Linked DNA regions of Homo sapiens: region 2 is linked to region 1. A link is a contact called in ENCODE Hi-C or POLR2A ChIA-PET data. All regions are on one chromosome and are shown on one strand. The core of a region is the stretch at or near the end of the contact, and the rest is flanking DNA. Distances in the headings are between cores, read along the strand shown. Region 1 holds the start of GNL2 (G protein nucleolar 2). Region 2 overlaps INPP5B (inositol polyphosphate-5-phosphatase B).

Region 1 (4,846 bases), core at 1,590-4,089:
ACATGGCGAAACCCCGTCTCTACTAAAAACACAAAAATTAGCTGGGCATGGTGGTGCGTGCCTGTAATCCCAGCTACTTGGGAGGCTGAGGCATGAGAATAGCTTGAATCTAGGAGGCAGAGTTTGCAGTGAGCTGAGATCATGCCACTGCACTCCAGCCTGGTGAAAGGGCAAGACTCCATCTCAAAAAAAAAAAAAAAAAAAAGAAGAAAAATAGAAAGCATCCCATCTGCATGATGTGTACCATGTCTGCGATGCTTTCATATACTGTAACTCATATGATCTTATTGCAGTCTTTCAGAGTAGTTAAGCTATTGCATCTGTTTTAAAGCTGAGGAACTGTAGACCTGGAGGTGTATCTTGCCTCTGCTAGTTGGCATGACATCAGAAAAGAGAGTGAAAAATAGTCACTGCATTACAATGCGGCAAGCAGGGCAGGCAAATCAAACCAGTAACTTAAGCTTGACTTACCTTGATCAGGCTTTTTATCTGCTGGTAGAATTGAAGTTGGTTGTCGAGATCGGCAAATATTGTTGTAAAAGGATTGATGGGTCAGATTATAAAAATAGATGGAAAGTTTGTAAGATAAATGCAAGCAGAGTATGAGAACAGGAGAGAAACAACCCACCATATCATCTGGGAAAATGAAACTCCTTGGCAAGACTTCACAACAGCCTGATTCAAAATTTCATAATGAAATTATGTCTCTGATCAAAGCCTGAATGAGCTCATAGGCTGATTTTTGCCATCCGTGTTTATTCTGGTTTGCACCAACTTGAGGCATCAGAAACACATTAACTGAATCTTCTCTCTGGGAGGAGGCTATGGTATCCTTGTTTTGGGGATCAGAGGGACAGTGTGGGGTGGAAGGGGGCATCTTCACTGATCATGAAGTTTTTTCCAAATAGCTCTCAGAGCTTCCCTAACACAGGTCACAGTCAGGGCCTTCCCAGCAGAGCTGCATTTAATCTCATGATACTTGCCCTTGGGGCAATAAAAGCGAAGCTTGAGGGACAGAAGGTATTTCCAGCTCTAGCCTATGACATGGCCTGCTTTTGCTCTAAAGAGAATGTTTTGGGGTTTGTTTCAAACTCAGAGAAATAAAGACTCAATCATCCCCTGCTCAATTAGAATACCTCACTTTATAACAAATTGTTTGTTTTTATGAAATGAGCTACACTGCATGAATCCACCCTTCCTCTTGCCTAACCATCTCTTCTTTGGCCTATCCAGAGGGTACAAAGATGGCCATTTTCTGACAATTTGAGGTACCAAAAAAGAGAGAGGGACCAGGCGAGGTGGCTCACACTTGTAATCCCAGCACTTTGGGAGGCTGAGGCAGGTGGATCACCTGAGGTCAGGAGTTTGAGACCAGCCTGGCCAATGTGGTGAAAGCCCGTCTCTACTAAAAATACAAAAATTAGCTGGGCATGATACCATGCGCCTGTAATCTCAGCTACTTGGGAGGCTGAGGCAGGAGAATTGCTTGAACCCGGGAGGTGGAGGTTGCAGTGAACCGAGACCGGGCCACTGCACTCCAGCCTGGGCAACAAGAGCGAGACTCCGTCTCAAAAAACAAAAACAAAAACAAACAAACAAAAAATAAATTGTAAAAAGAGAGAGGGCTTCTTGGTTCAAACACTGGCATCTAGACACTTTATTCTGGCTAGTAGAAACAGAAATCACTGGGTCTTAATGCCTTCCTTCATCCTCAAGGCAAGAGACATTCCCATCTACTCATTCTTTCACTTAATGAATATTTTTTGAGTCCTTTGTTTCAGATGCTATTCAAGTCTTAAAGACACAGCAGTGAACAAATTAACAAGGTCCCTGCTTTTAAGAATCTTACATTCTAGTTTGGGGGAAGCAGCCAATAAACTTGTAAAAAAAATTCAACTAGTGATAAATGCCATGAAATAAATAAAACAGAATACTGTAACAGAATAACTGTGAAAGGGTGAAAGGTGGCTGATTTAGACAAATTAGACAGGAATGAGTTCTCACAGCAGGAAGGGTCACCAGATAAAATACAGAACGTACAGTTACATTTGAATTTCAGGCAAACGATGAATACTTTTTTAGTCTAAGTATTTTCCAGGCACTGTTGGAGGTGTACTAAAGAAAAGTATTCATTTTTTTTCTCTGAAATTCTAATTTAATTTGGTGTCCTGTATTTCTATTTGCTAATTCTTGCAGGCCTACCAATAGGTGATATTTGAGCTTAGGATTGAATGACAGCTATGCAAAGATTCTGGGAAAGAGTGATTCAGGCAGAGAGAATATCCAGTGTAAATGTCAGAATAACCAGAGGGAGGGACGTACACATGAGATTAGATAAATAGGCAGGCAGGGGCCAGATCACAGAATCCTGTAGGGATGGCAAAAAGTTTGAATCAATCTCTGTCTCTGTCTGTTTCTCCCTTCTCCCTTCCCCTACCTCTCATTCTAAGAGTGATGATAAGCCACTGGAGTTGTAAGGAAGAGAATGACACCTCCTAACGGATATTTGGCTGCTGTGTGGTCGGCAACTTTTGGAAGGACTTAGAAGACAAATTCAGAAGACAAACTTAAGCTTGTGCCACTGGCCTGGGAAGAAGCTTCTTTATTCGGAGGTGGACCCAACTGGGAGCTCTGGCCGCGCGTTCAGGTTAACTAGGCGGTTGCTATGAACGGGCAGCTTGGCGGTTGCTAGGGCTGGAGCGGGCTGGGGCTCCACGCAGGGCGACGCCTAGGCGGCTGGAGCGGGGGCGGAGCCAGGAGGGTGACGGCGCGCGCCGCGCGTTCACAGGAAGTCGCTCTGAGGCCGAGAGGGACGCGAGCGGAAGTGACGTACGTCGTGCACACGTGGTCCGGCGTGGTTCAGGCGGGTGTCTTCGGCCGGGCTTGGGAACATAAAAGTTTGTTTCACCACGTAAGCCGGACCTCGCACTCCGGTCCCGGTCTCGTCGCCAAGATGGTGAAGCCCAAGTACAAAGGACGGAGCACCATCAACCCGTCCAAGGCCAGCACAAACCCAGGTACAGGCGGCAGGGCTGATCGAGGGTGGAGCTTGGAGGAAGTATAGGGAAGGGCTCCGAGGAGCACTGGAGGGGAAGGAGGGTTACTCGAGTGGCATTGCTTAGAATGACTACGAGCGGGGTGGCTGTTGGGGATGAAAAGGGAAAAAGGAAAGCAATATTTGTGGTGGTTTCTTCTCAGGGGGGAACTGAGGAGGGCTCAGTGCACGCCTGGCAGGCCAAAGTGTAGTCAACTGGTCTGAAGTCAAGGAAAGTGAACACTCAGGCTGACAGCCTTGGGTCCTCTCCAGTTGAGAGATGCAGAGAAAGTCAGATTAAAAATGGTGTAGGTTGACCCTTCGGGCCTTTTACACGTGATCATACTTGCCTGCCACCTTAGCTTTGACCTTTAAAATGAGAAAGGGCTTATAGTTTTGGCCCTTGGAATTATTCTATCTGGTAAAGTGCTTAGAGAACCCTACAAAGAAGTCAGTATGATCATTGCAGTAAGGCTGTTTAGGAGATGTGTGTAAGTTTTGGCGAGGTTCCACCTGTACGATTAACAAGACATCCTATGGGAGAGTTCCTTCCATTCAGGTTTAATTAATAAAACTTTGTTTTAAAATATGGTTTAGAATTTTTGACAATTTTAATGCAAGTTGAATGTTTATTCCGGATTGATAATAAATTATTCACTTTGCACAAACTGGAATCTCAGAATGTTAGACCCCAAAAGGCCCTTAGAGATTATGATTTTACAGGTGAAGAGACTGAATCAAAATACAGGAAGTGGCCTGTCATAATTGCAACAGTTAGTGAGTAGTAGTAGAGCCGCCAGTTTCTACTGTTAGAGACTGTTAGGAGAGCCAATGGGCTGTGGTTTCAGCCTGTCTTCTACTGTATCACTTCAGGACCAGACAGGTGATTTAAGGGGCTCCTGGCCAGGTGTGGTGGCTCACGCCTGTAATCCCAGCACTTTGGGAGGCCGAGGCGGTCGGATCACCCGAGGTCAGGAGTTCAAGACCAGCCTGACCAACATGATGAAACCCCCTCTCTACAAAAATACAAAGATTAGCCGGGCATGATGGCGGATGCCCGTAATCCCAGCTACTCGGGAGGCTGAGGTGGAAGAATTGCATGAACCGGGGAGGTGGAGGTTGTAGTGAGCTGAGATCGCGACACTGCACTCCAGCCTGGGTGACAGAGCACGACTCTGTCTCAAAAAAAAGATAATAATAATGAATAAATGAATAAATAGGTAAATAAAGGGCTCCCAAAATGAGAAGCTAGGCTAGTATTACCCTATTCGTTTGTCCTTCTCTTTCTCTTTGAGATGTAAGGCAAGAATTGCTGTGTTGATTAAACAAAAATCAAACATTAAGAAAGTAAGAACACATATATCAAAATTATAGTCTCCATGGTGCCTTGCATGGAGCAGGCACTCAATATTTGTTAAACTGAGACACAGAGGTAGGTATCTTCGTGGTTAAGACCATAGATGGTGATCAAATGCTCATGTACAAATTCTGGCTCTGCCATTTAGTAACGGTTTGACCTTGGGCAAGGTGTCTGACCACTGTGCCTCAGTTTCTCACTCCGCAGCATGGGGATAATATATCTATAGGATTATTGTATAGATTAAATCAGATGATGCCTATAATTTGGATAACACAGTGCCATCATAAGTGCTCAAAAATATTAGCTATTCTTCTCAAATACAATCCTATCGAAGATCAAAGATTGGGTCAGCTTTGTCATACCATGTAGCTTCAAGTACTAATTATTGGAGCAACATATGGAGAAAGTAGAGATTTTTGTGGTTGGTGGCTTCTTACCTAATTTGGGTGAAC
Region 2 (4,846 bases), core at 1,111-3,610, 330 kb before region 1:
TGCCAATGATGAGAATTTAAACAAAGTGGATGTCAAGAGGCCTGGACATTTTTCTTTTTCTTTTCTTCATGGTTCCTTGGTGCACTATTACTTTCTCTTTTTGTTTTTATTTATTTTTATTTTTATTTTATTTTATTTTTTTGAGACGGAGTCTCACTCTGTCACCCAGGCTGGAGTGCAGTGGTGTGATCTCTGCTCACTGCAGCCTCCACCTCCTGGGTTTAAGCAGTTCTCCTGCCTCAGCCTCCCAAGTAGCTGAGATTACAGGCATGTGCTAACATGTCTGGCTACTCTTTGTATTTTCAGTAAAGACGGGGTTTCAACATGTTGGCCAGGCTGATCTTGAACTCCTGATTTCAGGTGATCTGCCCACCTTGGCCTCCCAAAGTGCTGGGATTATAGGCGTGAGCCATCATGCCTGGACTAATTTTTATATTTTTAGTAGAGACAGGGTTTCACCATGTTGGCCAGGCTGGTCTTGAACTCCTGACCTCAAGTGATTCAGCCTGCCTTGGCCTCCCAAAGTGCTGGCATTACAGGTGTGAGCCACCATGCGCAGCCTCTTTTTGTTTTTAGAGACGAGATCTCCCTGTGTTGCCCAGGCCGGTCTCAAACTCCTGACCTCAAGTGATCTTCCCGCCTCTGCCTCCCAAAGTGCTGGGATTACAGGCATGAGCCACCGCGCTTGACCTCTTTGTACGATATTAAACGTGTGTCTCAACTTTCCTCTTATGTCTTTAAAATGGGAGTGAATGTTTGCCTCCTGGAAAGTCACACAGGACTTAAGCAATGCTAATTATTTAGACGTGCTTTCATTTGGGAAATACAATTAGAAATGGGAAATGCTGGCCAGCAGCGGTGGCTCATGCCTGTAATCCCAGCACTTTGGGAGGCTGAGGTGGGCGGGTCACTTGAGGCCAGGAGTTTGAGATCAGCCTGGTCAACATGGCGAAACCCTGTTTCTACTAAAAATACAAAAATTAGCCCGGCAGGGTGGCACATGCCTGTAGTCCCAGCTAGTCAAGAGGCTGAGGTACGAGAATCGCTTGAACCCCAGAGGTGGAGGTTGCAGTGAGCCGAGATCACGCCACTGCACTCCAGCCTGGGCAAGAGCGAGACTCTGTCTCAAAAAAAAAAAAGAAAAAGAAATGGTAAATGCTCACCTCTGAGAACTGAGAACCTGGCTGCTGTCTTCAGGGTCTATCCTAGGGGGATTTCTTCCTGATAAGAACTGCATTGGCTGGGCACAGTGGCTCAGGCCTGTAATCTCAGCACTTTGGGAGGCTGAGGCAGGTGGATCACCTGAGGTCAGGAGTTTGAGACCAGCCTGGCCAACATGGTGAAAACCTGTCTTTACTAAAAATACAAAAATTAGCCAGGTGTGGTGGCTTGCGTCTGTAATCTGCGTGCCACTTGGGAAGCTGAGACAGAAGAATCACTTGAACCCTGGAGGCAGAGGTTGCAGTGAGCAGAGATCACGCCACTGCACTCCAGCCTGGGCGACACAGCGAGACTCCATCTCAAAAAAAAAAAAGAACTGCACTTACTCCTTTCCTCCCTCCATTTTCATATTTCTGAATGCAGTCACTAACAACCTCAGGGTATCCTTGACTCTTCCCTCTGCTCTCATGTCTAATAAGCAAATTCTGTTCATTTTTTTTTTTCTGCAGTGCCTCTCCTATCTACCCACATTTCAAAATCCCCCTTATTCATGTTGGTATCCTCTTAGCTGAACTGTTGCAGTAGTCTTCTTGTAAGTCTTCCCAACCTCAAGTTTCCCTCTCCTTTAGGGATCTCCTTAGAACATAACTTTGATCGTATTCTACTATTTTGTATGTGAACTTCAATATTGTACCACTCCCTGTTGCCTATAGAATAAAGCTCAAATTCCTTAGTATAGTGGTCAAGTCCTGCACTGCCTGACCTCAGCCTGCTTCTCTGTCTGGTCTTATCTGCTACAACTTATCTTCATTTCCTTTTACTTCAAACTTGACTGCTTATTATTTCTGGATAAAGCCCTGTACTTTTTCACCTATTTGTTGACTTCTCATTCAGCTACATTTTTGTAAGCTTGAACTTGCTGCTTTTAGCATTTTGCATTCTCTCTCCTTCCCAAATGACAGCCGAATGCCTTGTACATCAGTAGGTGCTCAAAAAATGTCTGTCTCTGGTTGAATTGTAGAGACCCATACAATTTCTAGCCCAAGGTGCTTTGTGGCCTCAACAACTCCTGCCCCCTTCCTCTTTGAGCATGCTCTGCATCTCTGTGTTGCCCTCCCCGCTTCCTGGTTTGCTCTTGCCCACTTCTCTTTTAGCTTTATCACCAGACCACAGACAGTTCACAGAAGGCCCACTGAAGGGAAGCCTGAGAAGGAAAAATTCAAGTCATCTCTCCAGGGGCCTATCACCACTAACCAACCTGTTGCCGTAAAGTAATTGCACTGTAGTCTTCCTCCTTGAAAGCTAAACTGGTCATATTTAGTCCTTGCCAGCCTAAATTGGATTTGCACAGGGTGCAAATTGGATTTCCAGTCTAGAACTTACAGGTTTGCTTGGCATGAGATGTGTTTTTAGAGATGTCTGTGTTCATTTTATTTTATTTTATTTTATTTATTTTTTTGAGACGGAGTCTCGCTGTGTCACCCAGGCTGGACTGCAGTGGTGCGATCTTGGCTCACTGCAAGCTCCGCCTCCTGGGTTCATGCCATTCTTCTGCCTCAGCCTCCCAAGTAGCTGGGACTACAGGCGCCTGCCACCATGCCCGGCTAGTTTTTTGTATTTTTTAGTAGAGATGGGGTTTCACCGTGTTAGCCAGAATGGTCTCAATCTCCTGACCTCGGCCTCCCAAAGTGCTGGGATTACAGGTGTGAGCCACCGCGCCTGGCTTATTTCATTTTTTGAAACGGAGCCCAGCTTATTTCATTTTTTGAGACGGAGTTCACTCTGTCACCCAGGCTGGAGTGCAGTGACATGATCTCGACTCACCTTAACATCCACCTCCCAGGTTCAAGCAGTTCTCCTGTCTCAGCCTCCCAAGTAGCTGGGACTACAGACATGTGCCACCATGTCTGGCTAACTTTTATTTATTTTTATTATTTTTATTTTCATTTTTTTGAGACAGATTCTAGCTCTGTCACCTAGGCTAAAGTGCAGTGGCATGATCTCAACTCACTGCAACCTTCACCTCCCATGTTCAAGTGGTTCTCCTGCCTCAGCCTCCTACGTAGCCAGGACTACAGGTGTCTGCCACCACACCCAGCTCATTTTTATTTATTTTTAGTTTTTTGAGACAGTCTTGCTCTGTTGCCCAGGCTGGAGTGCAGTGGCATGATCTCGGCTCATTGCAGCTTCCACCTCCTGGGTTCAAGCAGTTCTCCTGCCTCAACCTCCTGAGTAGCTGGGATTACAGGCGCTCGCCAGCAAGCCCGTTACAGGTGCCCGCCACCACGCCTGGCTAAGTTTTGTATTAGTAGAGACGGAGTTTTGCTATGTTGGCCTGGCTAGTCTCGAACTCCTGACCTCAGGTGATCCACCTGCCTTGGCTTCCCAAAGTGCTAGGATTACAGGCGTGAGCCACCACGCCTGGTCTTTATTTTATTCATTATTATTTTTAAAAAATTTTTGTATTTTTAGTAGAGACAGGGTTTCACCACGTTGGCCAGACTGGTCTCGAACTCCTGACCTCAGGTGATCCTCCCACCTCAGCCTCCCAAAGTGTGGAGATAATAGGCGTGAGGCACTGCGCCTGGCCCTGTGTTCATTTTAAATGATAGAATCTATGGCACTTCTTTTTAAAGCTGTGAGATATTTGAGAAATGTAAAAGAAATGAAAAAAGAAAACTAAACATGGTTATTTAACTTTGAAGAAAGTAACAAAACAATTTGGGATGGTGGCAAAGCTGAACTGGAAAAAATGGATTTTTTCCATTCTTTTCAATGCCAGGTGCCCTGTGTTATGAATGTCACTCAAGAGTTACCTGCCCTGTGTACTATGTGCTAGGTAAACAGCTCCTTTTTGTCATAAGAGTAAAATCCAAACTCTACATGGCGTTTGAAGTCTTACAGTTTAGCCTAAATTTACTACTGTTGTTATCATTATTAGTAGCACTTACCATTTATTAAGCACTTACTTTGAGTCCATGGGCCTTACACTGTGTCACAAAAATTCCATAAGAGGATCTCTATTATTTTTATTTATTGATTTATTTTTGAGATGGAGTCTTACTCTGTCACCCAGTCTGGAGTGCAGTGACGCGATCTCGGCTCACTGCAAACTCCACCTCCCGTGTTCACGCCATTCTCCTGCCTCAGCCTCCTGAGTAGCTGGGACTACAGGCGCCCGCCACCACGCCCGCCTGATTTTTTGAATTTTTAGTAGAGACAGGGTTTCACTGTGTTAGCCAGGATGGTCTCGATCTCCTGACCTTGTGATATGCCTGCCTCGGCCTCCCAAGGCTCTGGGATTACAGGTGTGAGCCACCGCGCCTGGCCGAGGATCTCTGTTTTTCAGCTGGGAGATTGAGGCTTAGAGAGGGTAGGGTAACATGCTTGTGATCACTCATCTGGTCATTGGCGGAGTCGAAAATAGAACTCAGGTCGCACTTGAGACCTGACTCTTACACTCTTGTTCTTCTTCTTCTTTTTTTTTTTTGAGACAGAGTCTCACTCTGTCGCCCAGGCTGGAGTGCAGTGGTTTGATCTCGGCTCACTGCAACCTCCGCCTCCTGGGTCCAAGTGATTCTCCTGTCTCAGCCTCCCAAATAGCTGGGATTACAGGTGCCCACCACCACACCTGGGTAATACTTGTGTTTTTAGTAGAGACAGGGTTTCTCCATGTTGGCCAGGT

What was found. Hi-C counts contacts between places; a loop is a spot of excess contacts on that map. ChIA-PET counts read pairs that join two places held with the same protein, here RNA polymerase II (POLR2A). Pooled maps may share reads with other maps.
Region 2: a pooled map shows a loop between it and region 1 (4-fold over the local background). The contact joins the enhancer-like site here to the promoter of GNL2 in region 1. A Hi-C loop is called at or near these places in 10 of 50 pooled maps. POLR2A ChIA-PET finds 5 or more read pairs at or near these places in 2 of 52 experiments (B cell and RWPE1).

What each region holds. Positions count from the first base shown.
Region 1 is chr1:37,593,930-37,598,775 of GRCh38, reverse strand. GNL2 (G protein nucleolar 2) reads left to right here and starts at 2,839. Exons shown (of 16, transcript NM_013285.3): 1 at 2,839-3,017. The coding sequence starts at 2,954. RefSeq lists enhancers at 2,921-3,110, 3,281-3,340.
Region 2 is chr1:37,920,470-37,925,315 of GRCh38, reverse strand. The region is part of intron 7 of INPP5B (inositol polyphosphate-5-phosphatase B); the gene reads left to right. Among named protein-coding and RNA genes, the nearest start is that of INPP5B, 24 kb to the left of the region's middle. Within about 2 kb of position 2,360, at least 6 of the 41 ENCODE cell types and tissues checked have a DNase peak (open chromatin) inside an H3K27ac peak, as active enhancers do; they include B cell, where a contact is called at or near this core.